Linked DNA regions of Homo sapiens: region 2 is linked to region 1. Evidence: read pairs that join two places in POLR2A ChIA-PET (ENCODE). Cell type or tissue: B cell. All regions are shown on one strand. Each heading gives the region's core, and the rest is flanking DNA. Links, peaks and the distances in the headings are about the cores only. Region 1 overlaps EIF4ENIF1 (eukaryotic translation initiation factor 4E nuclear import factor 1). Region 2 overlaps PATZ1 (POZ/BTB and AT hook containing zinc finger 1).

Region 1 (15,450 bases), core at 4,936-7,435:
AATTTATTGGTGTAGGAAGAACAAACATGTCACCATACAAAAAATGTCTTCCTAGAAAAACCAGGAAACTGAAGATTAGTCCATGTGAGAAAAATCTGCTTTAATTCTGTTATCACAAACAGCTCCTAGAATGTTCTGTTGTGTACTTTTACAGAATTTCTGTGCAGTCTGTTTTTTCCAAACACAGGATACAATATGGAGAGTTTTCTATGAGTCAGTACGTCATGAACATTATTTGCCAATAAACACATCTGCAACATGGTTTTACAGGACAATGCAATGTAACATTCCCATATATGGATACACCGAAGTTTACGCGACCCATTTCTACTGTTGGATATTTAGGTTCCTTCTCAGTTTTCATCATTTTAATAAAGTCTCTGCATATCTTTAATGATTCTGCTAGAATAAATTCTTTGAGAGACATTACTGTACTGAGTGTACTGACAGACTGTGTAGAAGGGTCTTATAGCTTAAACTAGAGCCGGGCTATCTTTTTCGTTTAGTTCCAAGTTTTTATGATGAGTCGTCCTCTCATCTCAAAAAAAGTTCTTGCAACAAGTTCCTTGACTGCTTTTATATTACCTGGTCTCCATTTCACCCTTAAACAACGTTTCTAAAGGGGTAAACTTTAAACTAGGAAAGTTGGAAGATCAGACTTAACTTCAGTCTCAAACCGTATCCAAGCCTTTATTCCGATCACAGTCCACTATGAATTAAGAATTGCCAGAACTAGGCCGGGCGCAGTGGCTCATGCCTGTAATCCCAGCATTTTGGGAGGCCGAGGTGGGTGGATCACGAGGTTAGCAGTTCAAGACCAGCCTGGCCAAGATGGTGAAACCCCATCTCTACTAAAAATACAAAAACTAGCCAGGCATGGTGGCAGGCACCTGTAATCCCAGCTACTTGGGTGGCTAAGGCAGAGAATTGCTTGAACCCAGGAGGCAGAGGTTGCAGACTAGGCAACAGAGCAAGACTCCGTCTCAAAAAAAAACAGAACAAAAAAAAAAGAATTGCCAGAACTAATTTATACCGGAGGACTGGTCTCACATATGAAAGAAAGCATAATGAGATTTCCAGCACAGCTTTATGCTACCCACCACATCTAACTCAGTTATCCATGCCAGTGAAAGATAATCGGTACTTTTAATTCAGAAGCACACAGCCTAACAGTCTTCTTATATAGCTGTGACAAAGTAGACTATGACTTTACCCTGCTGATTAGGAAAAATCCAACCGATAAATCAGTTTCCTGATAATGACATTTCCCCTCAAAGCATAAAATTCTCAGAGCTAAGAATGAAACCAGCAGGCAAAAGCATGTCCCCAAAATCACTAACCCCACTTCTGAGTGACTGTGTGCTCACCTACTATCCTGCGCACCAGGGAAGGCCGGTCTGTATCCAACTCTTTCTTCAGACTTTCCACTGGTGAGCTCCGCCCTGAAGCTGGGTAGAGAGAGGCATGCCACTTCTCAGGGTCCCAGACACCATCACTACAGGTCAAAAAATACAACTGTTAGCACTTACGCCCATGAACCATATAGGCAGTGTGATTTCTAAACCTCCTCAGCTAATAGTTATGGAAACCCATTTCTCCTTTTTTGAGACAGGGTCTCGCTCTGTCGCCCAGGATGGAGCGCAGTGGCGTGATCTCAGCTCACTGCACCCTCTGCCTCCCAGGTTCAAGTGATTCTTCTGCCTCAGCCTCACCAGTAGCTGGGATTACAAGTGCCCACCACCACATCTTGCTAATTTTTGTATTTTTAGTAGAGATGGGGTTTCACCAGTTGGCCAGGCCAGGTCTCTAACTCCTAACCTCAAGTAATCTGCCTGCCTTGGCTTCCCAAAGTGCTGGGATTACAGATGTGAGCCACTACGCCCAGCCAGAAACCCATTTCTAAAATAAAGCTTCATGACTGCCTGCAGAATTGTTACCTCTTTTAATATGAAAACAAAAACATCTATTAATTCAGTAATGCTTTGTTGTTGATCACACAACACCAACAGTCACTTGAAAACTAATGGTCTGTACACAATTGAAACATTCAGACCATATACCTTGGCATGCACATGGATTACAATAACTACGCCTGTACTATACAAAGAAGATGTTCCATAAATATTAACTGTTGTTTACTGAAGACTAATACAAAGGAGAAAAAAGAGTCCCTTAACTCTCTCACCAGAAGTAGCACCTGGATCATTTGATGTGTATTTTTCCAGAATTTCTATGCACAGTCTTAGTTTTTCCACAAGCAGGGCAAACAGCTCTTACGACCTAAAATGTGTAGTTTAGGTTTTATTTTATTCTCTGTGTAATGATGGGGTGGTGGGTAGTACTGTGCACGAGCAGAAACTCTGGAGCCCAAAATCTGGGCTTTAATTCTAGTTTTGCCACCACTACTGGGAACATCCTGGACAAGTTACTGAGCTGCATCTTCTGCAGAAAGAACTTCCCAGCCCCCAGATTAGACCAGGCCATGCTATACACTAGCAACGTACTTCACACTTGTCCTTTGCAGCCTGTGATGTTTGCAATGATAAATTTTTACAAGTATTTGATTATATCCTTCCATAGACCAATGCCCCATGAAGCCACGGAATATTTTATAGAATCTGGCACAGTATTTATGACATAGCAGGTACCAATGAACATTTCTTGAATAAGTGAGTTAGCTTTTCAGTCTCAAACTCCTCACAATAAAATATATACTACCTACCTTCTAGGGTAGTGGTGAGGATTATCTAGCATTTAAGAGCCCAACAAATTTTAGTTCTCAGAGAGGTGAAAGGAAATGAGAAGCTCTCTCCTCTTTCTTATTTTTACCACCAGGCACAATGTCTCTGCTTCAGAAATAAAAGCTGTTTGTCTGCCCAGGATAACTTTTTTATTTTTTTCAGACAGGGTCTCAGAGTTCTGTCACCCAGGCTGGAATGCAGTGGCATGATTATACCTCACTGCAGCCTGAAACTTCTGGACTCAGGTGATCCTCCCATCTCAGCCTCCTGAGTAGTTATGACTACAGGCAGGTGCCACCATGCCCAGATAATTTTTAAAAATATATTTTGTAGGCCAGACGCAGTGGCTCATGCCTGCTAATCCCAGCACTTTGGGAGGCTGAGGTGGGTGGATCACCTGAGGTCAGGAGTTCGAGACCAGCCTGGCCAACATGGTGAAACCCCGTCTCTACTAAAACTATAAAAATTAGCCAGGTGTGGTGGTGGGTGCCTGTAATCCCAACTACTCGGGAGGCTGAGGCAGGAGAATCGCTTGAACCCGGGAGGGGAAGGTTGTGGTGAGCCAAGATTGCGCCATTGCACTCCAGCCTAGGCAACAAGAGCGAAACTCCACCTCAAAAAAAAAAAAAAAAAAAAGAAAAATCCTAACTAATTGGCTATAGCCATTATTCAAGTATCAAGTATCACCTTCATCAGGGAATGTGGTATGAGGCATCCAGGTTTTTTTGTTGTTGTTGTTTTGTTTTTTTTGAGATGGAGTCTTGCTCTGTTGCCCAGGCTGCAGTGCAATGGCGCAGTCTAGGATCAACGCAACCTCCACCTCCCGGGTTCAAGCGATTCTCCTGCCTCAGCCTCCCGAGTAGCTGGGACTATAGGCATGTGCCACCACACCCAGCTAATTTTTGTATTTTTAGTAGACACAGGGTTTCGCCATGTTGGCCAGGCTGGTCTCAAACCCCTGACCTTGTGATCTGCCCGCCCTGGCCTCCCAAAGTGCTGGGATTACAGGTGTGAGCCACTGCACCTGGCCCATCATCTCTTAAATATCAAGGTAGATGGTTTATATTAGTATTAGCCTACATTTTTTTTAACATATAAAGCATCATATTAATGTTCAATTTCCTGGTTAAATAGGACTTTTTTTTTTTTTTTTTTTGAGATAGGATCTCTGTTGCTCAGGCTGGAGTGCAGTGACACAATCATAATTCACTGCATCCTCAAGCTCCTGGGCTCAAGCAAACCTCTCGCTTTGGCCTCCTGAGTACTTGGGACTATAGGCACTATAGTACCATAGGTACCATAAATACAAAAACATTAGCTGTGCGTGGTAGTGGGTGCCTGTAATCCCAGCTACTCGGGAGGCTGAGGCAGGAGAATCGCTTGAACCTGGGAGGTGGAGGTTGCAGTGAGCCCAGATCGCGCCAATGCACTCCAGCCTGGGCAAAAAGAGTGAAACTCTGTCTCGGACAAAAAAAAAAAAAGAAAAGAAATGACTAAGGTGGCCATAAGTAGTACAATATAGGATTATTGTAGGAGATTTTCAGACCATTTTTAGCTATAGTCTTCCCAAACCAAAGCCTTCTTCTTCTGAGGGAAACTAGGATGAAATAAAGCTAATCTGAACGGCTGAATAGTTTTTTGTGGGAATGCAAAAAAAAAGAACCAAGAGCGCCCCTGAGCAGCATACCTGAGGCAGGTACCCTCAAAGTACAGTGCAAAAAACCACTGGTAGAGGACAAGACCCTGGTGAGGACTCCTGGGTTCAAGTCTTTTTTTTTTTTTTTGAGACGGAATCTCGCACTGTCGCCCAGGCTGGAGTGCAGTAGTGCGATCTCAGCTCACTGCAGGCTCCGCCTCCCGAGTTCATGCCATTCTCCTGCCTCAGCCTCCCGAGTAGCTGGGACTACAGGCGCACGCCACCACGCCTGGCTAATTTTTTGTATTTTTAGTAGAGATGGGGTTTCACCATGTCAGCCAGGATGGTCTCGATCTCCTGACCTCGTGATCCGCCTGCCTTGGCCTCCCAAAGTGCTGGGATTACAGGCATAAGCCACCATGCCCTGTCGGGTTCAAGTCTTAATTCTGCTTTCTGACTATGTGACTCTGACCAGGTCATCTTTTAATTTTAGTTTCATTCCTAGGTAGTTGAAACCCATCTTATTACCTCTCGAAATCCCTCTTTCACTTATAATTCTACCAGAAAACTTCAAAACAATACAATTCTTAATTTACCAAGTTTGGTATAACAAAAAGTTATTGACTAGAAGTAGTTAAGGACTAGAATGACACACATACCTGTCATATTTTTCAGAAAGGCATGAAGGCCTCTGTTTGGAATGGGGGAGTTCTTTTATATCCAAGAGTTCTTCCTAAAAAGAGAAGTCAAATAGTCATTTTGAATTACATTTCTTAGGCCACACACTTTAAACTTCTGTTCTGAATAATTCTAAGTGTCCATCTTAAACACTTCACACAATTCTTATTTACATCTTGCCTTATTTCAGAAAGGACTGGAGTACATTGAGGTTCTCACAAGCTCAAGCAGAATAATCCAGTAACTTAAAAGTGATCAGTTTCTGGCTAAAACAATCTCTCATAATTGCTATTGAATAACATTTCGTAACACTGAAAGCTCATCAAGGCAAGGAAACTTTAGTGTTAGATAAAACCTCTGCCTAATCTTACCAATTTTCAATGCATTAGATGACAACTTACAAGGGGATTTTTTTTTTTTTTTTTACATGGAATCTCACTCTGTAGCCCAGGATGAAGTGCAGTGGCACAATCTTGGCCCACTACAACCTCCACCTCCTGGGTTCAAGCAATTCTCTTGCTTCAGTCTCCCAAGTGGCTGGAATTACAGGCACACGCCACCATGCCTGGCTAATTTTTGTATTTTTAGTAGAGACGGGGTTTTGCCATGTTGGCCGGGCTGGTCTCAAACCCCTGACCTCAGGCGATCTGCCCGCCTCGGCCTCCCAAAGTGCTGGGATTACAGGTGTGAGCAACCGGGCCGGGGGGCGATAGTTTTTTTTAAATGTAATGTTGCAAGACTGAAAAAACACAAAAAACATCCATATACTATGTACCTATTAACATTTCTCCCTATTTATCATTTACTTTTTTGCAGAATTTTAAAAAAATTGATACAGACATTTGTATACACTTATGGGGTATATGTGATATTTTGTTACATGTATAAACTGTGTAATGATCAAGTCAGGATATCTCGGGTGTCAATTACCTCAAGTATTTATCCTTCCTATGTTTTGGAGACATTTAAAGTCCTCCCTTCTAGCTGTTTTGAAATATACAATACACTTGTTAACCACAGCCACTCTGCTCTGCTATCAAACATTAGAATTTACTCCTTCAACTGCATGTTTGTATCCATATAACCAACCTCTTTGTATTCTGCCATCCCACCCACACACCTTTCCCAGACTCTGGTATCTATCATTCTATTCTCTATCTCCACGAAGCCAAGTTTTTTTGGCTTCCACATATGAGCGAGCTTTTTTTTTTTTTTTTTGACTAGAGAGTAAATTGCATAAGTCATGATGCCTTACTCCTAAATACTGCAGTGCCTATTTCCTAAGAATGAAGATATTCCTTTACAGCCTGTTATCCAGCTCCATGAGAGAATTTAGCCCTACAGAAAATGACCTGAGTGAACTATTTTCCCATTCTCTCAAGGATGTACTTAGCTGGTATGCACAGGAGAGAGGCTAATCCCTCACATATAACGGATGCCTCAGGGCATGAAGACTTCTGCAGACCCAAGTTGAGAAGAACTGCCAGTTTTTTTTATAACTACAACTATTGATAATACTTTTTTCTAATCTACCTTCCCAATTCCAGTTTTGTAAATTGACCCAGTAATGTCCTTTATATTGATCTTCCCCCTCCAAAACAGGATCCAGTCTAGAATCAGATATTTGATTGTTGTATCTCTTTGGTCTCCCTTAATCTAGAACATTTCTACAACTTTTGTCTCTTATGATAGTGACATTTCTAGAAAATATAGTCCCTTTCTGTAAAAGAACATTATTCATTTTGGGTTGGTCTGATGTTTTCTCATGATAGACTGAGCCTAAATATCCATGGGGCAGAATACTAACTGAAGAGGTGCTGTGTCCTTCACAGACCGTCACTTCTGGAGGCCATGATGTTCATCTGTCCTTTATCTATGGTGCTAATTTGGATCATTTGGTCAAGGTATTCTCTAGTTTCTCTACTATTTAGTTACTGCTTTCCCATTTGCATTTAGCATGCAATCTGTGGGGAGACACTTTAAAATCACCCAAATATCTTGGTCTTCAGTTTTCCACTAAAGTTAGCATCCATTAATGATTCTTGACCAAACCACTCTTCATTTTGCCACTCTAGCCCTCTCTCCACTCTCCATATTTACCAGCCAGCACTTGGCATCATACTGTAAAGGCAAGTCCTCCTTTCCCCTGTTTATATACCTATGTATTATTGGTATGGACTCACAGACTCCTAGTTTTTCCTCTTTTTTTTTTTTTGAGACAGTCTTGCTCTATCGCCCAGGCTGGAGTGCACTGGCGCAATCTTGGCTCACTGCAACCCCTGCCTTCTGGGTTGAAGCACTTCTTCCACCTCAGCCTCCCGAATAGCTGGGACTACAGGCATGCACCACCATGGCTGGCTAATTTTTTTTGTATTTTTAGTAGAGACGGAGTTTCACCACGTTGACCAGACTGCTCTGCAACTCCTGACCTCAAGTGATCTGCCTGTCTCAGCCTCCCAAAGTGCTGGGATTACAGGCGTGAGCCACCGTGCCCGGCTGACTCCTGGTTTTTCTGTTGGTCTATAACTCATTAATGTCCTCAATTATGTGGCGCTCAAACTGTCCCAGATTTTGCCAGTGGGTGCCTCTTCAAACTGGCCCATGTGTCTTTTTCAACATGCCATCTTTTTTTTTTTTTTTTCCTAAAGACTGTCATACGTTCTAGCTTATTTTGTATTCATCCTGTCCCAGCCCTGGAATCAGCTATTTCTGAGAAATCCTAGTTTCTTTAAGTGAGGAATTGCATAAAACACCAAGGTCTGGGAACTGGGTATCCTCATTTGCTTGAAGGCCCTTTCAGTAGAGTTAGGAAATATACACACTTACATATACACACATATATATACACACATGCACACTAACACACATATCTACCCATATATACAACAAACTACTGCCTCCTTTTGGTATACTTTGAAATATTTTTTATAATAAAGTTAAAAAGCAATTCCGAAACTTTCAGCACCAGTAAAATGCTGCAACTGCCTTGCAAAAAAGCACATACCACTATGCCATGACTTTGGCAACACTCCCATCCCAGGCCTTGTAGTAGGAGAATGTGCACTGCTTCTCAGATCACTGATTCAACATCTTGGGGTGAGGATGGAGGGACAGATTTGCTCAATCAGCCCACAAGAATCACTGGGTATAGCATACCATGAATTCTCTAGTGTTTACAGAAAACTGAAGCATCTAAATGTTTTCTTCAGGACAAGATGCCGCCTTAGGACTATATGATACTTCAGTTTTAAGACCAGGATATCAATCAGGCATTTGCATTTATTTAGGATTTATTTATCAATTACCTGTCTTATAACTGGATAGAAATACGAATAAAAATTTGTAAGACTGAGATAAACACAGTTCCAAATACAAAGACATACCTAAAGGCTGTTCAAAATTCTGAAAAAAAACTGTCAAAGAACATACAACCTATAAATCACCAGTAAAGATAGGAGTCAGCCAGGTCCAGTGGCTCACATCTGTACTCCCAGAACTTTGGGAGGCTGAAGCGGGAAGACTGCTTGAGTCCAGGAGTTCAAGATCAGCCTGGGCAATATAAGGAGACACCTGTCTCTACAAAAAATATTTTAAAATTCATCGAGTGGGCCGGGCACAGTGGCTCACGCCTGTAATCCCAGCACTATAGGAGGCTGAGGCAGGCAGATCACTTGAGGCCAGGAGTTTGAGACCAGCCTGGCCAACATGGTGAAACCCTGTCTCTACTAAAAATATAAAACTTAGCCAGGTGTGGTAGCGGACGCCTGTAATCCCAGCTACCTGTAGGGAGGCTGAGGTTGCAGTGATCTGAGTTCGCGCCACTGCACTCCAGCCTGGGTGACAGAGCGAGACTCCGTTTAAAAAAAAAAAAAAAAAAAATTCACCAAGTGTGGTCCCCGCTACTCAGGAGGCTGCGGTGGGAGGGTCACTTGAGGTCAAGGCTGCAGCGATCGCACCACTGCTCTCCATCCTGGGTGACAGAGACCCTGTCTCAAAAAAAGAAAAAAACAAAACACACCACGGGAGACTCCAGAGAAATCTTCAGGGCAAACATGGTGTCAGATCTGTAGGGTTAGCACAACTTTGGGGCTGGGGGGAGGGGTTCAGGGAGGATGGAGCAATAGTAATTATGAAAATATCAGATATTACTGTAACACAGAAATCCTAAGGACAAGAGGGCTTAAAATTTTTCTAGTAGAAACAGGAAGGACCTTGCAATATAGGAAATACTTATACATAATGCTACAGGAAAAACCACTGCAAAGCAATTTTTTACTCTTAAAAGTAACTAAAGATTATCACATATCCCCTTACTACCCCATGCAGATACTAAGAACCCTAATGTGCTATTCAATCAAAGACAATCTTTCACGCTTAAATGTGTAAATTCTTAATGTAGGGAAGTTTCTAAGTGGTGTTTTGTTTGAAACTTTTAACTCCAAAGGTAACAGGGATCCCAATAGGTGTTCTCAATTACCACTACAGCTGTTTGCTGAACTCTATAATGATTTTACCTATTTATTTAGGAGTCACCTGGGAAAGGTTAATACTTTAACACAACCACAAAACATCCAGAAAAGCCTAATTTTGGTCCTATTGACGAGGAATCAAAAAATACTTTAACAGAAGTAACAGTCTTAAAAAAAGGAAAATAGGAGGCTAAAGAGAGAGGACAACTAAACATAATATGGTATCCTGGATAGAATCCTTGAACAGAAAAAGGATATTAGTTTAAAAATAGGAAAATATGGGCTGGGCACGGTGGCTCACACATGTAATCACAGCACTTTGGGAGGCCAAGGCGGGTGGATCACTTAAGATCAGGAGTTCAAGACCAGCCTGGCACGCCTGTAATCCCAGCTACTTGGGAGACTCAGGCAGGAGAATTGCCTGAGCCTGGGAGGCAGAGGTTGCAGTGAGCTAAGATCACACCACTGCACTCCAGCCTGGACAACAGAGTAAGATTCTGTGTCAAACAAACAAAAAAATTAGCCAGGTGTGGGGGTGCACACCTGTAGCCCCAGCTACTTGGGAGGCTGAGGTATGAGAATTGCGAACCTGGGAGGCAGAGGTTGCAGTGAGCCAAGACTGCACCCTTTTTGAGGGAGACCCTGTCTCAAAAAAAAAAAAAAAAAAAGGCAGGGCATGGTGGCATGCCTATTGTCCAGGCGACTTGGTTGAGCCCAGGAGATCCAGGCCGCAATGAGCTGTAATTGTACCACCGCGCTCTAGCCCGAGTGACAGAAAACCTGTCTCAAAAAAAAAAGAGGCCGGACGTATTACTTGAGGTCAGGAGTTCAAGACCAGCATGGCCAACATAGCAAAACCCTGTCTCTACTAAAAATTAAAAAATTAGCTGGGTATGATGGCGCATGCCTGTAATCTCAGCCTCACTTGAGAGGCCGAAGCAGGAGAAATTGGTTGAATTCAGGAGGTGGAAGTTGCAGTAAGCTGAGATTCTCCAGCCTCGGCAACAGAACAAGACCTCTGTCTCCAAAAAAAAAAAAAAAAACAAAAAAAACAAAAAAAGAGAATTTGAAATTGAGAGGTTATTCAAAGTTAATGTTTTGTTCAATATAATCTTTCCTCTTAGAGTTATTGCTCTAATCACAGAGTGATAAACACCAACTACTCTCAGTTAAGAAGAGTTAACAAAATTCTCATTTTCACTTCCGTATTCCAGTTTTCGTTGTTGACTTTACATGCTTAGCATACATAGGTGTGATGCTTAAGTGAACAGATGTACAAACTTCACAGGCCTGTAAGAGCAGAAGGCAGAGTAGCAAGCTAGTTACACACTGACATTAACCACACCAGCAACATTATTTGTGCCAGGGCGCACTTTTGACCAAATACAATGGCTAAAACATAGCTCACCTGTCCATAGAGGATAAAGAGCCATTTTCTTCACTGAGAAATGGGCTTAGAAACAAGACAACTCTTGGGTTGTAAAAGTGGCAGGGAGTCACTGTAAACATCTAGGTAAACAGTATTTACTGTTCTTGAAAAGTAAGACTTCTTAAATCAGTTCCATGGTGTCAAGGAGTGTAAGACCTCCCATTTGAAACCATATGGAAAATGATGCATTTGTGCAATTTCTGCAGTGAATGTTCACACCTTCAAAAGATTTCCAATGAATGCCCAAGAGGTTAAAAATTATTGCTTCCAACTGAGCATGTTTCTCAAAATATGGCCCAAGGTCCACGTGGACATTTAGGGAAAAATGAGAGAAAACTTCCTCACTGTTTACAGCACTAAATGTGTTACCTTCCAGCATGATCCTAAGATGCTTAAGGTGGTATCCCAGCACAAGAAGATCCCCTACTTAAGTGGGGAAGAGAGAAACCATGAGCTAAGTCAATACAGTTTGGGCCAGGCATGCTGGCTGACACCTGTAATCTCAAAACATTGGGAGGCCGAGACCAGCTATCACTTGAGTCAGGAGTTCATGAGCAGCCTGGCCAACATGGTGAAACCACGTCTCTACTAAAAATAAAAAAACTAGCTGGGCCTGGTGGTGGACACCTGAAATCCCAGGTACTATTCAGGAGGCTGAGGCACAAGAACTGCCTGAACCCAGGAGACAGAGGTTGTAGTGAGCCGAGATCATGCCACAGCACTACAGCATGGGTGACAGAGCAAGACTCTGTCTCAAAAAAAAAAAAAAAAAAAATGCTGAGTGCAGTGGCTCACACCTGTAATCCCAGCACTTTGGGAGGCCAAGGCGGGCGGATCACGAGGTCACGAGATCGAGACCATCCTGGCTAACACAGTGAAACCCTGTCTCTACTGAAAATACAAAAAAATGGCCGGGCACAGTGGCTCAAGCCTGTAATCCCAGCACTTTGGGAGGCTGAGGCGGGCGGATCATGAGGTCAGGAGATCGAGACCATCCTGGCTAACATGGTGAAACCCCGTCTCTATCAAAAATACAAAAAAATTAGCCGGGCGTGGTGGCAGGTGCCTGTAGTCCCAGCTACTCGGGAGGCTGAGGCAGGAGAATAGCGTGAACCCGGGAGGCGGAGCTTGCAGTGAGCTGAGATCGCACCACTGCACCCCAGCCTGGGTGACACAGAGAGACTGTTTCAAAAAAAAAAAAAAAAAAAGTTTGCTCTCTTTACAACTGTCCACATAATATATCCTGTGTGCCCAGTTTAGTGCCACACATAGACAGATGACTCTTGTCCCCACCCCTACAGCTCTTCCAGTCTCTCGAAAGAAATTTTTTTTTTTTTTTGGAGATGGAATCTCACTCTGTCACCAAGGCGATCTCAGCTCACTGCAACCTCTGCCTCCAGCGTTCAAGCAATTCTGCTGCCTCAGCCTCCTGAGTAGGTGGGATTACAGGCTCATGCCGCCATGCCCGGCTAATGTTTTTCTTGTATTTTAGTAGAGATGCGGTTTCATCATGTTGGCCAGGCTGCCTGAGCTCAGGTAATCCGTTTGCCTCGGCCTCCCAAAGTGTTAGGATTACGGGTGTGAGCCACCATGCCTGGACAAGAGAAGAGTCTTTTTTTTTTTTAAATATGGAACACTTCATGAATTTGCGTGTCATCCTTGCGCAGGGGCCATGCTAATCTTCTCTGTATTGTTGCAATTTTAGTATATGTGCTGCCGAAGCAAGCATGAAAAGAGTTCTTAAACTTGCCATCTCATCAAGAGCCCTTAACATTATTCGTGGAAATACCCCTTTGGGATATTTTCAAAGAAAACGTTCAACTATGGCTAAAGACAGAATACTTGGGAAGTGGCCACTCTAACTAGGAGTGCTTCCTTCTTATGAGTATTTCAAGAAAGGATGTGATATTACCCTTTTGGAAAGGTGTTTTTTTTTTTTTTTTTTTAATCTATCCTTTTGGAGTTTTTTTTTTGAGACAGGTTCTCACTCTCAGGCTGGAGTGCAGTGGCATGATCATAGCTCACTGCAGCCTCAAAACTCATGGACTCAAGTGATCTTTCTTGCCTCAGCCTCCCAAGCAGCTAAGACTACAGGTGCATGCCACCACATCCAGCTAATTTAAAAAATTTTTTGTAGAGATGAGGTCTTGCTGTGTTGCCCAGGCTGGTCTGAACTCTTAGGCTCAAGTGATCATCTTGCCTCAGCCTCCTAAAGTGCTGGGATTACAAGTGTGAGCCACTGTGCCTAGCCTGGAAAGTCTTAACCCATAGGAACTTACTGATCACGAATGAATTCATTAAGATTACCATATGGCGAATATAAGAGTTAATACCTGAGACTTCACTTTTTGCACAGGTTACTAAAACCTGACTAGGCAAGAACAAGCTGCTAATTGCCCAAGAGCCACACACCCAAGGAAGCATAAACATATTTTCTTAGTTGCAGCAGCCTTCCTTAAAGAAAATGTGTCAAGGCTCCCAAAACCTATTGGGGAATTACTAGTATGAACACCCACTTTTGGTGATCACTATTAAAGTGGAAAGCAAATGAATCTCAACAAAAGCCCAAAAGAACAATGGTTAAAATCCTTATCCATTTCTTTCTGCAGAAATCCTATGCAGAAACAACTATGCATTCTGATGGACCTTCTGACATTATGTAGAATTTCACATAAGTCACATTTATGGAAGGGGGATTAAAAGGGAAATATTCCTGGGCGGGCGTGGTGGCTCACGCCTGTAATCCCAGCACTTTGGGAGGGTGAGACGGGCAGATCACCTGAGGTCAGAAGTTTGAGACCAGCCTAACATGGAGAAACCCCATCTATACTAAAAATACAAAAAATTAGCCGGGCATGGTGGCGTGCGCCTGTAGTCCCAGCTACTCGGGAGGCTAAGGCAGGAGAATCGCTTGAACCCGGGAGGCAGAGGTTGTGGTGAGCCAAGATCACGCCATTGCACTCCAGCCTGGGCAACAGGAACAAAACTCCCTCTGAAAACAAAACAAAACCGAACAGGCAGGGGCCGGGTGCAGTGGCTCACGTCTGTAACCCCAGCACTTTAGGAGACCAAGGTGGGCAGATCACTTGAGGTCAGGAGTTTGAGACCATCCTGGCCAACATGGCGAAATCGTCTCTACTAAAAAAAAGAAAATCAGCTGGGCATGGTGGCACACACCTGTAATCCCAACTACTCAGGAGGCTGAGGCAGGAGAATCACTTCAACCTGGGAGGTGGAGGTTGCAGTGAGCCAAGATCGTGCAAGACTCTGTCTCAACAATAACAAAAAAGGAACGGGTAGGAAAAAGCAGTCAGAAGCTATTCTCTATGGTCTTGCCAGCCAGCCTGCTCTAACAACTTCCAGTAAGATAGGTTTTCTGGACAGTTGACACATTAAGATTGAATAATTTTTTTTTCCTTTGAGACAGAGTCTCACTCTGTTGCCCATGCTGGAGTGCAATGGTGCAGTCATAGCTCACTGCAAGCTCAACTTCCCAAGCTCAAGTGATCCTCCCACGTTAGCCTCTTGAGTATCTGGGACCACAGGTGCACACCACCACCTCTGGCAATTTTTTTTTTTTTTAACGAGATGGGGTCTCACTATATTGCCCAGTCTGGTCGTGAACTCCTGGACTCAATTCATCCTCCCACCTTGTCCTCCCAATGACTTTTCATACCATAATTCTACCTTCTCCAACATAAATAGGTATCCTTAAATTAGTTTAAGAAGTTTATACCTAAATTTGTCACAGAAATGCCACCTGAGTTACTACTCAGTTTATAAAAGATACATTTAGTTATCAAATAAGATTTCTGTACTGGAAAAAGGGACCACCTGATTCCTGTTTCAACCTAGGATTTAAATCAGTTACTCTTTTCTCTGGGGATTGGCTTCAAGTCTTCTGATTATATCCAAGAAGGCTAGGATGACTCAAGTCAGTCACTTCAACTGCTTGTCCATTTTCCTGATTGTTTTAAAGGAAAGACAAACATGGCTGTACTGACTGCTATGACCAATTGGCCTACCAGCCACAAATTAGGATGGCCTCCCTTAAAGATCCCTGGAGACACTAATGACTACAATAATGCCACTTTGTAACTAGTCAAGGTTATGAGGAGTCCACATGGGGCCAGATGCAGTGGCTCACACCTGGAATTCCAGCACTTTAGGAGGCTGAGGCAGGAGGATCGCTTGAGGTCAGGAGTTGGAGACCAGCCTGGGCAACATAATGAGATCCTATCTCTACAAAGAAATGAAAAAATTAGCCATGTGTGGTGACACACACCTGTAGTCCTAGCTACTCAGGAGGCTGAGGTGGAAGGATCGCATGAATGCAGAGTTCGAGGCTGCAGTGAGTTAACTGTACCACTGCACTCCAGCCTGGATAACAGTGAGAGCCTGTCTCAAAAAAAAAAAAAAAAATTCCACATGAAGTTAAACTAAGATAATTCAACATTCACTTAACTTTAATACGCATGTTTAACACTGGTCAGTATC
Region 2 (15,450 bases), core at 11,882-14,381, 150 kb before region 1:
TGAGGAGGAGGAAAGCAGCTTGTTGAAAACAGTTCTGGGAAGTGCAGCTTTCTGTGTAAAGGGCAAGGAAGGTGGCCCACTGCCAGCCAAAATCAGGAGAGCAGGGATTGGGGCTACAGCTTCCTGGTCTGCAGCACTGTAGACCATGAGAATCGTGACCACACGAGCCCATAAGTGAGCTGGTCATTATGTGAGGATCAGACCCTATCTTGAGAATGGAGATGGGCTCCTTTTCTAAGACAAAGCAGTCTGGGGTCAGACATAGTCACCATGCAGGCATAGTACCTACAGTGTTTGTTTTATTTTGGTAAGAATGGTGGTGAATGTAGATGGGAGCATCCCCAGAGTTCACAGTCCTGCGTTGGCTACATGACCGTACTATCTCCCAGTTCTTAAGACCATTAACAACTCTGTGGAGCTCTGGGTGGAGCTTCTGCCAGGGCCTTCCTTCTCCACCCTCTGTAAAAACAATAAATTCCCCACACCTCTCATACCAGTCAGAATGGCTATTATTAAGAAGTCAAAAAATAACAGATGCTGGTGAGGTTGTAGAGAAAAAAGAACACTTTTACACTGTTGGTGGGAGTGTAAATTAGTTCAACCATTGTGGAAGACAGTGTGGCGATTCCTCAAAGACCTAGAAGCAGAAATACCATTTGACCCAGCAATGCCATTACTGAGTATATATCCAAAAGAATAGAAATCATTCTATTATAAAGATACATGCATACATGTATCTTTCATTTCATTGCAGCACTATTCACAGTAGCAAAGACATGGAACCAACCTAAATTCCCATCAGTGATAGACTTGATAAAGAAAATGTGGTACATATACATCATGGAATACTATGCAGTCATAAAAAGGAATGAGATCATGTCCTTTGCAGGGACATTGATGGAGCTGGAAGCCATTATCCTCAGCAAATTAATGCAAGAACAGAAAAACAAACACTACATGTTCTCACTTATAAGTGGCAACTGAATGATGAGAACACATGGACACACAGAGGGGAACAACACACACTGGGGCCTGTTGGACGGTGTGGCGGGGGAGGAAGGAGAGCATCAGGAAGAACAGCTAATGGATGCTGGGCTTAATACCTACGTGATGGGATAATCTGTGCAGCAAACCACCATGGCACACGTTTTTCTATGTAATCCTGCATATGTACCCCTGAACTTAAAAGTTGGAAAAAAAAAAAAGAAAAAAGAATTCCTCACACCTACCTACCCTCTAGATCACATTTCTCAGTTGTTTATATTTACTTGTCCTTTCCACAAAACTTCCCAGAAAGTGGACTGTGGCCAAATGAATCTCTCCAGACTCCAGCCAGCTGAGGGCATCAGGAAAAGGGTTAATGATGTCAAGACACCAAGGGCAGATCCCCTCCTCTTCTCTCCAATCCCAAGCCCCAAGCACCAGCATAATTCCACTTAAAGTTGAACGTAGAAAATGGGCATTTGTTTTACTTCAGAACAAAGGGGTAAGCACGTGACTTTCCCCAATACACAAGGAAGGGAAATGAATCCAGAAGAACCCCAGGGCATGAATATTACCATTAGACTTAGGTAAGTATAGCTGTGAAATGGTCATGGTAAAGAAATGTTTGGGGTAGGCACAGCAGCTCATGCCTGTAATCCCAGCATTATGGAAGGCCAAGGCAGGAGGATTGCTTGAGCCCAGGAGTTCAAGACCAGCCTAGGAAACATAGTGAGACCTCATCTCTACAAAAGTTTTTTTTTTAATTAGTCAAGTATGGTGGCACATGCCTATAGTCCCAGCTACTTGGGAGGCTGAGGTGGGAAGATCACTTGAGCCCAGGAGATGGTGATGGCAGTGAGCCATGATCACACCAGTACACTCCAGCCTGGGCAACAGGGCAAGACCCTGTCTCCAAAAAAAAAAGTCCAATGCCCACTCATGATAAAACTCTCAGTAAACTTCGTCAGCTTGATAAAGAATACCTACAAAACCTACAGCTAACATACTTAATAGTGAGAAACCAGAAGCTTTCTCACTAAGATCAGGAACAAGGCAACGGTGTGCCCTCTCATCACTTCTTTTCAACATTGTACTGGAAGTCCTAGCTAATGTAATAAGACAAGAAAAGGAAATAGAAGGTATACAGATTGGGGAGGAGGAAATCAAGCTGTCTTTGTTCACAGATGACATGACCATCTCTGTAGAAAATCTGAAAGATGAATGATGAAGCCTTGGGAGATGTTAAAAAAGAAAAAAGAAAGGAGGACAGGACAGGAAAGGAAAAAGGAAAGGGAAGTGGGGAGGGGAAGGGGAAGGAAGGGAAAGGAAAGATCTGAAAGAATTGACAGAAAAACTCCTGGAACTAATAAGTGATTACATCAATGTTTCAGGTTATAAGGTCAATATACAAAACTCAATTGTCTACCTATATACCAGCAATGAATTAGTGGAATTTGAAATAAAAAACACATTTATATTACCACCCCACAAAATTTGTATAAACCTAACAAAATATGTACAAGATCTGTATGAAAAAAACTACAAAACTCTGATGAACAAAATCAAAAAAGAATTAAATGGAGATATATTCCATGGTACATGCATAGGAAGACTCAATATTGTCAAGATGTCCGTTCTTCCCAACTTGATCTATAGATCAAAGCAATCCCAATCAAAATCCCAGAAGTTATTTTGTGGATATCAACAAATTGATTCTAAAAGTTTATACAGAGAGGCAAAATTGAAGGAGAAGAATGAAGTTAGAAGACTGACACTACCTGACTTTGAGACTTATAAAGCTACAGTAATGAAGGCAGTGTGATATTTGTGAAAGGATAGACAAATAGATCAATTGAACAGAATGGAGAGGCCAGAAATAGACCCACATAAATATAGTGGAAGGAATAAATATAGTGGAAGGAAGCAAAGGCAGTACAATGGAGCAAAGATAATTTTTTCAACAAATGGTGCTGGAACAACTGGACATCCACATGCAAAAAATTAATCTAGACACACACCTTACACTCTGAGAGGATAACAGAAGAAAACCTTGGATATGGTTATTATTTTTTCGGTACAACACTCAAAGGCATGATCCATGAAATAAATAACTGACAATCTAGACTTCATTAAAATTAAAAATTTCTCTTCTGTGAAAGACCATGTCACAAGAATGAGAAGATGATGGCTGGGCACAGTGGCTCATGCCTGTAATCCCAGCACTTTGGGAGGCCGAGGTGGGCGGATCACGAGGTCAGGAAATCGAGACCATCCTGGCTAACATGGTGAAACCCCGTCTCTACTAAAAAAAAAAAAATACAAAAATTAGCCGGCCGTGGTGGCAGGCGCCTGTAGTCCCAGCTACTTGGGAGGCTGAGGCAGGAGAATGGCGTGAACCCAGGAGGCGGAGCTGGTAGTGAGCCAAGATCACGCCACTGCACTCCAGCCTAGGTGACAGAGCAAGACTCCGTCTCAAAAAACAAAAAAAAAGAATGAGAAGATGAGCATAAGCATGTACTGGAGAAAATATTTGCAAAAGACACATCTGATAAAGGACTGTTATCCAAAATATGCATAAGCACTCTTAAAACTCAACAATAGGCCAGGCATAGTGGCTCACGCCTGTAATCCCAGCACTTTGGGAGGCCGAGGTGGGCGGATCACGAGGTCAAGACATAGAGACCATCCTGGCCAACATGGTGAAACCCCATCTCTACTAAAAATACAAAAACTAGCTGGGCGTGGTGGCGCACGCCTGTATTCCCAGCTACTCAGGAGGCTGAGGCAGGAGAATCACTTGAACCCAGGAGGCAGAGGTTGCAGTGAGCCGAGATCACGCCACCGCACTCCAGCCTGGCAACAGAGTGAGACTCCATCTCTAAATAAATAAACAAACAAAATAAAACAATGCATTTTAAAAATGGACCAAAGACCTTAACAACACCTCACCAAAGAAGATATACAGATGGCATATAAGCATATGAAAAGATGCTGCACATCATATGTTATCAGAGAAATGCAAATTTAAACAACGATTAGATACTACTACGCATTTATCAGAATGGCCAAAATCCAGACAACAAATGCTGACAAGGATGTGGAGCAACAGGAACTTTCATTCATTGCTGGTAGGAATGCAAAATTGATGGTAGAGCCATTTTGGAGAACAGTTTGGCATTTTCTTACAAAACTAAACATACTCTTACCATGTGATTCAGCAATCACAGTCCTTGATATTTTCACAAACGAGTTGAAAACTTAAGTCCACACAACAACCTCCACACACAGGTTTACAGCAGCTTTATTCATAATTGCCAAAACTTGGAAGCAATCAAGATGTCCTTCAGTAGGTAAATAAATGAATATACTGTGGTACATCCAAACAATGAAATATTATTCACTGCCAAAAGGAAATGAGCTATCAGGCCGCATGTGGTGGCCCACGCCTATAATCCCAATACTTTGGGAAGCTGAGGTGGGAGGATTGCATGCGAGCCCCCAGGAGTTTGAGACCAGCCTGGACAACATAATGAGACCTCATCTCTACCAAAAAAAAAAAAAAAAAAAGGCCGGGCGCAGTGGCTCACGCCTGTAATCCCAGCACTTTGGGAGGCCAAGGCGGGCGGATCACGAGGTCAGGAGATCGAGACAATCCTGGCTAACACGGTGAAACCCCGTCTCTACTAAAAATTAAAATTTTAAAAAAATTAGCTGGGCATGGTGGCGGGCACCTGTAGTCCCAGCTACTCAGGAGGCTGAGGCAGGAGAATGGTGTGAACCCAGGAGGCAGAGCTTTCAGTGAGCCGAGATCGCGCCACTGCACTCCAGCCTGGGCAACAGAGCGAGACTCTGTCTCAAAAAAAAAAACAAAAACAAAAACAAAAATTAGCCAGGTATGGTTGTGTACCTGTGGTTCCAGCTGTTTAGGAGGTGGAGACGGGAGGATCAGTTGACCCTGGGAGGTTAAGGCTGCAGTGAGGCAGTGAGCTTTGAAGGGAACCTTGAGATGGATTTTTTTTTTGAGACGGAGTCTTGCTCTGCTGCCCAGGCTGAGTCCAGTTGTGTGATCTTGGCTAACTACAACCTCCACCTCCTGGGTTCAAGCGATTCTCCTGCCTCAGCCTACTGAGTAGCTGGGATTACAGGTGCACGCTATCATGCCCAGCTAGTTGTTGTGTTTTTTTTTGTATTTTTAGTAGAGACGGGATTTCACCATGTTGGCCAGGCTGGTCTCGACTCCTGACCTCAAGTGATCCACCCGCCTCAGCCTCCTAAAGTGCTGGGATTACAGGCGTGAGCCACTGTACCCAGCCGAGATGGACATTTTTAAATGAATATTTTTATGTGTAAACATTTTAAATGAATCTTAAATACAAGTTGGAGACTGTTCTAATTCCTGAAAGCAGCTGAGTCTATGGCAGCCATCATGAAGCTACCCACTGGAAAAGAGGAACTTGACATGGTGTTACTGAGGATGGCTAGTGAAAATCACTAAAAATGCTTACATTTATGTAGGATGAGACACCCCAATAAATCTGTTGCAACTGCATTCCCTTCCAGTCTTTTTTCTATGCGTCTTTTTATTTGATTGATTGATTGATTGAGACGGGGTCTCCCTCTGTTACCCAGGGTGGAATGCAGTGGCACAATCTCGGCTCACTGCAACCTCCACCTCCCAGGCTCCTGAGTAGCTGGGACTACAGGTGCACACCACCATGCCAGGCTAATTTTTGTATTTTTGTAGAGATGGGGTTTTGCCATGTTGCCCAGGCTGGTCTCAAACTCCTGGACTCAAGTGATCCGCCCACCTTGGCCTCCCAAAGTGCTGGGATTACAGGTGTGAACCACCGCACCTGGCCTTTCATGCATCTTTTTAAACATTGTTCAGGTCTTACCACCTAGGCAATTTTGTTCCTTTAAAACCTGCTGTTTTCTCATAACCACTTTTTATTTATTTATTGAGGCAAGATCTCACTCTGTCACCCAGGCTGTAGTGTAGTGGCATGATCACAGCTCACTGCAGCTTTAACCTCCTGGGCTTAAGCAATCCTCCCACCTCAGCCTTCCAAGTAGCTGGAACTACAGATGCATGCCACCACACCTGGCTAATTTTTTGTATATTTTTTGTAGAGATGAGGTCTCACTATGTTGCCCAGGCTGAGCCTCATTTCTTACCTATGAAGTGGAGATGACTCTACCGTTCATGGTCATGAGGATTAGAAGTGTGCTCAATAAATGGTAGTTGTTAATATTATAATGAGAAGATAAAGATTGCTATCTAAAAAGCTGGCTGCAGTATTCCTCTTAGGAAATTGTCTTTTTTCAGGAAGTACCTTGATAATCTGTTTGGACATGAAAGGTGAATCCCTGTTCCTCCTTATCCCCACTCAACATAGTTCATAATTAGAAAAAGAAAGATCTCGACTGGGCACAGTGGCCCACACCTGTAATCCCAGCACTTTAGGAGGCCAAGGTGAGCAGATCACTTGAGCTCAGGAGTTCAAGACCAGCCTAGGCAACATGGCGAAAGCCTGTCTCTACCAAAAATGAAAGAAATTAGAAATTAGCCAGGTGTGACGGTGCACACCTGTGGTCGTCCCAGCTATTTGGGGGGCTGGGGTAGGAGGATCACTTGAGCCCAGGACGTTGAGGCTGCAGTGACGAGATCACACCACGCAACTCCAGCCTGGGTAACAGAGACCCTGTCTCAAAAAAAAAAAAGGAAAAAGAAAAAATCTAAGTAACCTGCAAAATACAGTGAGAATTGTGTGTCTCTGGGGAGGGGATGGGGATAAGCCCAGGATGAAGGAATTGAGGGGGCCAAGGAAGTAGGACAGGTGGCTGGGGAGATTGAGAATGAGCAGCCACCTGAGGGCAGCTGAGGGTACTGAGGAACAGCCTCACCAGGGAGATGTTTCCTGTGGCAGGTATGAAGGGACTGGACTGTCAGTGCGTTTTATGTGCTGGCTATGACTTAGTCTCTGTTGTCCCCAAATCAGGGTGAACATCAGAGCACCTACTGATTTTGAAAAAAAATGAAGGAAAAGCCCTAGGTTCCATGTCTGGGCTGATGCCAGTGGAGAGAGGGACCATTTAAACATTTTTTTTTTTTTTTAGAAACAGGGACTTGGTATGTTGCCCAGGCTGGACTGGGCTTAAGCCATCCTCCTGCCTTAGCCTCCTGAGTAGCTGGGACTACAGTCATGTGCTACTGCACCTTGCTTGAGAAGGGACCTTTTTTTTTTTTGAGACGGAGTCTCACTCTTTCGCCCAGGATGGAGTGCAATGGCACAATCCCGGCTCACTGTAACCTCTGCCTCCCAGGTTCAAGTGATTTCCCTGCCTCAGCCTCCCAAGTAGCTGGGATTACAGGTGTGTGCTACCACACCTGGCTAATTTTGTATTTTTAGTAGAGACAGGGTTTCACCATGTTTGGAGATGTTGGAGGAGATGCCTCCCACCCTTTATGGAATGGGGCCAAAGCCATTCTAACTTCAGTATTAATGAGAAGGATGATCCCATACAGCAGGAGGTGTGGAGGGCAGATGCTCAGGCTGACATTAAACAACAGTCTGAGGAAATGTGAAACGGGCAGGGAATATGGCTTCCATAGGCATGGCCTACTTGGGGTTCTCAGGTGCCTCGTTTGTTTACACAGTTGAAAGCATTTTAAAATATTCTCAGGACCTGTAGTGGGGTGAGCCCTGGGAAGAGGCCCCATGTAATGAGGATGTCCACCTCTCCTGCATTCCCACCCAATGCTCTGGCTTGGCCTTTCCTCCTGAGCTCTGGCCCTGGGCATGCAAGAGGGTTGTGAGGTATGGGGCTGTGTTATTGGGAAAGGCAGCCTCGAGTGAGGGAAGGTAACATCATTTTATCCTGTGTTCATCCTGGTGTCCAGCCTCAGTATGCTTCCCACCAAACTGGCCTCCATGTTAGAACATGGTCTATCCTGCCCCCGGGGCTCTTCACAGTCCGATGGCTGGCCAGCATTTTCCAGCAGCTTCTACAGTCTGAAAGGGCCCTTTGTCTCCCTTGGTGACATGAAGAGGTTTGTCACTTCAAATGTCAGCTGTTACTTGGACTTGAAGGGCAAGTTTGCCCATGTCCGCCTGTGAGCACCCTGCCCCCCTCCCTACATGTCCCAGTCCTAGTGTGCTCCAGGGTCCTACTCTAATGCCACCTGGCCAGCATCTTAGACCAGGACGGCATCCCATCTTTCTCCACAGCACCAGAGCATGTATTTTCCATCACTTCCCATGCCTCATTCTCTCTTGTGTTATAGACACTTATTTATGTGTATGTCCCATGTCCTGTGCTACTTTATGCTAAAGCTCCTTGAGGACAGGAATTAAGTCTCTCTTAGCACACTCAGAATATCTGTTGAATGAATTAGTGGCTGCCAAGTGCCAGGAACTATTATTCTAGGCAATGGGAATACAGAGATGAATTATCTTTGCCTGATCCCCATTGGCAAAGAAATCTGGTCTCATGTGGGGAGATAGATCCCTAAAAAGATGATGCAAAAGTGGAAATATGTGCAAAACAGGGAGGTGGCACAAAGTATCACATCCATCATGATGGAGTCCTGGGCTCCCTGGTCAGACAGTTCTGAATTCAAGTCCTGGCTCTGCCACTTCACAGCTATGTGACATTGGCAGTTGCTTCTCTGGGACTCCATGAGAACAAAATAATACCTACAGCATAGGGTTGTTGATGTATGTAAGACCCCTGTCATGGTGCTTAGCACATGGTAGTGATGTAATACACATAAGCTGTCTTGCGGAGGGGGCAGGAAAAGCTTTGTAGGCAAGGGGCAATCTGAACTGAGCTTCTGAAAAAGAGTTCCTTAGATAGACAAGAGATAAGTATTTTAGAGGCAGAGGAAACTTCACAAATAAACAATAGTTTATCATCATCCAAAGAAAAGCTTTGAAAAATGAAACACAAGCCCCACAGCTCATGGAGTTTGTGCTGCTTAACATGGACTCCAAAACATTCAGCAGCTTCAGGGCACAGATTTTGACTTGGAAGGAGGGAGGGAGATGTTAATAATCTCGAAGTCCCTCTTCATTGCTGCCACAGGCTCTGACCTCTGCCTGGTATGGACTGGCCATGGGGTAGGGTGCCAGATTTTGGAGGGCAGAAGACTTCCCTGAAGGAAAAATAAGTTATTTTTTTGGTATGCCCATTCACAGTGATACAAAGAAGTTTTATTTCAGAGGCTCCTACCTCTGCACTGCCCTGTCCTTAAAGGAAACTTGTTTTGTTAGGATGGATTAGTCTCTTAGATAAATATTTGGTATTTCCTTTCACAGCAGTTTAGCAAGAGATGCAAATCCAGACATTAATCATTCTGCCCTTCTCCTACCTTCCCCCAGTGAAAATCATTTCACACCATCTACCAGTCGTCCTCCACTCTTGGAGAGGTGCAGAGTAGGGTACGCAGCCTTGGGAGAGAGACTGAGAGGTAGAGTTTGTAAGGAGTAGAATTCTGGAGACACTGCTGCCAGGTGCTAAGCAGCCAGGCACAATTATGTAAACTGGAGGGAATCCCGCCAGCCTTCCTCCTCCAATGGACAGGAGGGATTTGTGAGACGCTAGTGATACTTCTGGGTAAGTTTTAGGTACCTTTAGAGTGAGTGCTGATCATTGTCACTCAAGGTAAGAGAGGGCATGGCTGTGGAATTTCCTCCTTCAAGAGGCACTTGTGAGCTGGGCACCATGGCTCACGCCTGTAATCCCAGCACTTTGGGAGGCCAAGGCGGGCAGATCACTTGAGGCCAGGAGTTTGAGACCAGCCTTACCAATATGGTGAAACCTTGTCTCTACAAAAAATACAAAAAAATAATTAGCCAGGTGTGGTGGCGTGTGCCTGTAATCCCAGCTACTTGAGAGGCTGAGGCAGGAGAATCGCTTGAACCCGGGAGGTGGAGGTGAGCCGAGATAGCACCACTGCAGCCTAGGTGACAGAGTGAGACTCTGTCTAAAAAAAAAACACCAAAAAACAAAAAACCAGAAACTATCACTGGGAGCTTAGGAGTAAAGTCTGAGGACAAGGCAGACCTCAGTTTGAATCCTGACTCTTCCACTTACTATGTGACCCAGGGGAGTTCCTCCATCCCTCTGAGCCTGTTTCCTGCAAGAGGGGGATGATAATAGAATAATGAAACCAACCTTATAGGTTGTGCAGGGGATTAGCTCATGATGATGGTTTCTTTTGGTCTCCACAAAAGACCTGATCAGGAAACAGGCTCAGAGATTTAGGGATTTCCCCAAGGTTGGCAGAGAGCAGATGATGGAGCCGAATAGCCAAAGCTCAGGTGGTTCTTCCTTTTTTTTTTTTTTTTTTTTTTTAGCGTTAGGGCCTCACTCTGTTACCCAGGCTTGAATGCAGTGGCGTGATCATAGCTCACTGTGACCTTGAACACCTGGGCTCAAGCGATCCTCTTGCCTTAGCCTCCTGAGTAGCTAGGACTACAAGCGGGCACCACCATGTGCAGCTGTTCTTCATTTTTTGTAGAGATGGAGTCTTCCTATGTGGCCCAGGCTGGTCTCAAACCCCTGGCCTCAAGTGATCCTCCTGCCTTAGCCTCCCAAAGCTTAGGCTGCCAAGGGAGCAGTGCTTTGGAAGATGCAACAGCCTGCTTGCTCTGTTGTTCCCCTCCTGCCATGTGACAGATACTCCTTTCTAATACCTGTGGTCCCTACCTGTCCATGGACATGCTCACAGGTCTCCAGGGAGCAGAACTAAAATGCGTTCAGGAGCTCGGGCTGGCCCAGTCAAGTCCTTGGTTCAAGGCCAGGTTCTCTTAACACTCAGTGGGTGTGACCAGATTCTGTGGTGGTCACAAAGCTACGTGTCCACAGGGCCTCCACATTCTAGGGTCACCCTTTCCTTTGATACTCACATCTAATGGCCTAAGCCTCTATTCCACACAGTCTGCAAAGCCCAGCAGCTTACCAAGGATTTTGTGTAAATGGCTTAGAATTGTTTTTTAAAAAATTCAGCTGAGAGTCTTTACCTTTACACCAGAACAATGTAATTCTAGGCAGGGTGCAGTGGCTCACGCCTGTAATCCCAGCACTTTGGGAGGCCCAGGCAGGCAGATCACCTGAGGTCAGGAGTTCGAGACCAGCCTGGCCAATGTGGTGAAACCCCGTCTCTACTAAAAATACAAAAATTAGCCAGGCATTGTGGTGCATGCCTTTAATCCCAGTTACTCCAGTTACTCAGGAGGCTGAGGCAGGAGAATTGCTTGGACCTGGGAGGCGGAGGTTGCAGTGAGCCGAGATCACACCACTGCACTCCAGCCTGGGCAACAAGAGCAAAACTCCGTCTCAAAAAAACAAAAAATAATGTAATTCTGATACCAATGTGGGTCTAAAAATTTTTGTGCTGTTTGTTCCCCTAGGTCTGTTTTTCTCTCCTTTACCATTGTTTTGTTTTCTTCTTGCTTGGAGGTTAAATGCTGTCTCTATCCTTTTAGGGGTTTCCCTCTTCCCTGAGATTTCTCAAGATGCCCAGGGTGCCTTAAGTCTGCCTGTCCCTTCTTGTTCCTCATTCTTATTCCTATTAATTCTCCATCGTGCTTACTTCTTGCCTCCTGTTTGTTGTTCTTTCCCTCTTTTCTTCATACATTCACCATTAACGGTGCACCAACCTTTTACTTAACATCAGGTAGATAACATGGTGGGGGAGACAAGTTGCTGAGCTTCTTAGAGCCCCTTGGCCATGAGGAGTCCCTGCCCACATCCCTCCTCAGGTGCTAGCTGGGTAGGCTGTGTCAGATCCCCTCTATAAGCCTTCCCTCCCAGAGCCCCAACCCCACTTCACACCTCCCTGGTCCACCCTACTCACCCTCCTGCTGTCACTGTCCCCTCACCTTGCCCAGTTCTTCTCCTTGTATTTCTCATTATCTGAACTCATATTTAAGTTGTCTGTCTATCCCATTAAGCCTCACAGTGGTGTCTTGTTCACCACCATATCTCAAGAGCATGAAACCATGCCTGGCACACAAGCAGTGAAGACAAGCAGTGGATATTTGTTGAACACATGGGTGAATTCTGGCATTCTAAGTCTTCAGTGGGACCATCTACCTGTCAATCCCAGTGGAACTGGTGCAATGAAGTGGAAAAGGGGTCTCCTGGGATCCCACTCCCACCCCAGGTGCTGGGGTATGGACTGCCCACCTCTGGGTCCCAAAGACCCCCACAGCTGAAAAACTGGACTCAAGGGAGCAGATAGAGTAATGTACTAACATTTTTAATACAGTCTGATCAGATCAATTCACATCACAAGGTCAACCTGGGCTTGCTCACATGTGACACAACTGAGGTACACAATGTCCCTACCTGCCGGCTGTCCCACCTTCCTGGTTCCCAACAGCATTGAAACCCCCTACTTCCCTGACCAGACTGGCATTTTTTAAAATTTTGCATAAAACTATTTCTTCCATAGACTTCAAACAATCAACTAGCCAAGTTAATTATGGTACATCTAAACAAAGTTTAATACTAACCCTAATGTGTGACTGCGGTTTACAAAGAGCTCTGTATCACCTGGGATAGCTTTCAGTAGCAATTCACTACAACTGGTCCTAAAAAATAATAACAATAATAATAATAATTAGAGAATTAAAACCCAACAGCATGTTGAATGGTTAAAATCACGTAAGAACTGAAATTTGGGGTGGGGGTGTCCTCAACAGCTGAGCTTGTCCTAGCAGTGAAAATGCTCGCCTCCAAGCAGGGCTCAGAAAGGTCTGGAGCCCTCCAGGCAGAGGGCTGAGCTCAGGGGGCTCTTGGAGGACACTCACCCCATGGTCCATGGGATGCTTCTGGCTTCCTTAAAAACAGTTGGGCATCCGCATTGTATAAGTAGGTGGAGACCCTAGTGTGGTTCTTTTGAAGGATATGGGAAGGGAGGATGACGAACTAGAGAAGTGGGAGGGGACCAAAATCACTGAGGTCCCAGAATATCATAGATTTGGGTATAGGATTGGGGTCACTAAGAATTGAGCACCAGGAATTCCAGCTTCTTCCCATTAAAGAAACTGGGACTGGTTTTGCCTTGGAGGCCTATGTAGTGTTTTCTGCCCCTGTCCCATACCAAGTCTCATTGATATTTCTGCAGAATATCAGATGAAAATCTATTTCTAAAGACCATTGGGAGAATGGGTGGTGGAGAAGGAGTTGGAGTGGGGTTGGGGGGCAGTTAAAAATGAATAAAAATCTCTCAGCTACAGAACCCAAACATCACTTCCCTCCGCATTCACAGCATTTCCCAGCAGTCCCCAGATGGTTGTTTCCGTGGGGACACAGCAGCTGCCTCATTTCCCTTCAGGCCCCATGGGCTGCTGGTCAACCTCAGGATCTACTAAAGATGACGCAAATGCCGACTGAACAATCTGAAACCCAAAGGACTCGAGGAGAGACATGTTCTGCTGAGGAGAGAAAGGTGAGCCAAGGGCAGGGCCCAGGTCCCCCAGGGGGCCCCCGAGAGCCCGGACATGCACCTTCTGGATGTGTTTGTTCAAGTAGGACTTAGAGCGGAAGAAGCTCCCACATTCAGGGCATGGGTACTTCTTCTCCCCATCAGACTCCATTTTGTTTTTGGGGACTGCCATGTCGCAGGAGAAAGAGCCATTGGCACTCTGCTTCTCTGGCGTCTTCAGGTCGCTGGCATCTGAGAGGTCACCATAGGAGTCAGAGCTCTCAATCGGATCCTGATGTGAGCATTTCTGGCCTTCTACGAAAAAACAAAATATAGGAGAGCGATGAGGCCAGGCTCTGGAGATGCCCCCTCCTGGAGGGGTCATGAGGGGCCAGCTCACAGACCTGTGGAGGGCAGCCATTGGCCAGCCACTGCCCTGGCAGAACCCACGGAGGGTCAGCTGGTCAGTCTGGGAGCCTGGAGTGCCTACAGGGGTGAAACGGCAGGGCCCTAGGGCTGCCAGCCTCCCTTGCTGTGGACTCTTCATGCAGCTGCACATGTACTGCTCACCGTCATCTCAGCCTGCTTCAAGGAAGGGATACAGAGAGGGCAACTCTGCTACAGCTGCCCAGAACAACTCAAAGACCCCCAACTCCTAGGCGCTCTTTTGGGTGCCTCTGAGGGTAAAATTGGTATTCTGATGATGCCGAGCCAGTGTAATAGTAGCCTCGCCTCCTGCACCAGACTAGCTGCACCCTAGCAAGACAGGCAGAACCAGAGCCATTAGGTCCTCAACCTGGGTAGACCCCATCAATGGCTCAGACAGAAGCCAATCCTTTTCCTAATGCTGCAAACATAGCCCTGTCCTTACCGCCTTCCTTCTGCCAAAACCTTTTCAGGGCCAAGCAGCCCAAGCACAGAGATTGAAAGCAACTCTGTACTACTCAGTCGGCTGGGTGTCCCCACCCTAGGCCCCAGACAAGCTGGGCCAAGAGACAACCCTGGCTGCTCTGCCTTGCCCGGCCCACACTGGAGTCCTCCACCAATCAGCAGCTTCCTGCCTGGGTCCAGAGAGCCATGCCGGGAAGGGAGGTCTGTGATGGGAGCATGGAGCATGCCATCTCTGCTGTTTCTACCATCTGCCAAGCCCCTGGCCTCATCCCCAAGGCAACGACAACGTGACATACCACAAAACAACCTGAATCAACAAGTGAAGGTGGGCCTGGGGAGCTTTCTGCAAACCAACTCCCAAGTCAGAGGAGTCAGATAGCTCATTATTGCCATGCATCTCACAACCATAGCCAGAGGCTCTCCAGAAAGGGCCACTCACAGTAACCAACCACTCCTACTGTGAGAGAAGCCAGACATTGGCTCCCACCGGCCCACTGGGTCAAAAGAGGAGAAAGCATTCAGCCGCAGCTCCACACCATCCTAAAGGGCAGCAGGCAGTGACAGGCCCATAGTGACTCATCATGCAGGGCTCTTCTTCTGCCCAGGGCCCGGGGCATCCCTGCAGGGCTCCAGACAGTGGGGGCTGGCCAGGAGGAAAGGAGGAGGGCTGGGGAAGAGGAGGCGGAGGCTGGATCTCGGCAGTGCCCTAAAGCCTCACTCACTGCCCTGGAGTGAGATACCCACTGTGACTTTTGTCCTGGAGGCCACTGCCACTCAGATCTCTGAGTCTCCTCAAGGCAGCCAGAAAGCCGGCAGCCTTCCCGCCTCCCCACGCCCAGCCCAGCGCCCCCACAACACAGTCTGCGCAGAGAAGCAAAGTGCAGAGCAAGGGGTCGCTTGCCTTTGTTGCCATAGGTCCTGGCGCAGTGGAACGCTGCTCCCCCATTCAGGATGGGCTCCTGGTGCCTGGAGACCTGGGGAAGGGGAACACCGTGGTGGGTTTTAACATGGACCTTTAAGTAGGAGGCAGAGGAGAAACCTAAACAAGACAAAAGGAGATGAGATCCCGCGGCCAGCAAGAGATACCTCTCTCCTTCCCCCAACTCCTCTCCTCTGGCCGCTCTGGCTAGCATTCCCAG

The links. Peaks named below come from ENCODE experiments on the same cell type or tissue, not always from the same donor. Only the 100,000 strongest peaks of a DNase experiment are listed, where the experiment ranks them.
Region 2: POLR2A ChIA-PET joins it to region 1 with 6 read pairs; 4 of 35 experiments call an interaction of 5 or more read pairs at or near these places.

The regions. Positions count from the first base shown.
Region 1 is chr22:31,466,808-31,482,257 of GRCh38, forward strand. It overlaps EIF4ENIF1 (eukaryotic translation initiation factor 4E nuclear import factor 1), which reads right to left. Exons shown (of 19, transcript NM_019843.4): 3 at 5,037-5,110; 4 at 1,368-1,495. It also overlaps the pseudogene RNU6-28P. Among named protein-coding and RNA genes, the nearest start is that of EIF4ENIF1, 15 kb to the right of the region's middle. In B cell, for the core only: no CTCF peak of the experiment used is centred there; no DNase peak of the experiment used is centred there; H3K27ac peaks cover 311 bases.
Region 2 is chr22:31,313,575-31,329,024 of GRCh38, forward strand. It overlaps PATZ1 (POZ/BTB and AT hook containing zinc finger 1), which reads right to left. Exons shown (of 5, transcript NM_014323.3): 4 at 15,213-15,350; 5 at 12,230-13,735. The coding sequence ends at 13,317. Among named protein-coding and RNA genes, the nearest start is that of PIK3IP1-DT, 14 kb to the right of the region's middle. RefSeq lists an enhancer at 15,405-15,450. In B cell, for the core only: no CTCF peak of the experiment used is centred there; no DNase peak of the experiment used is centred there.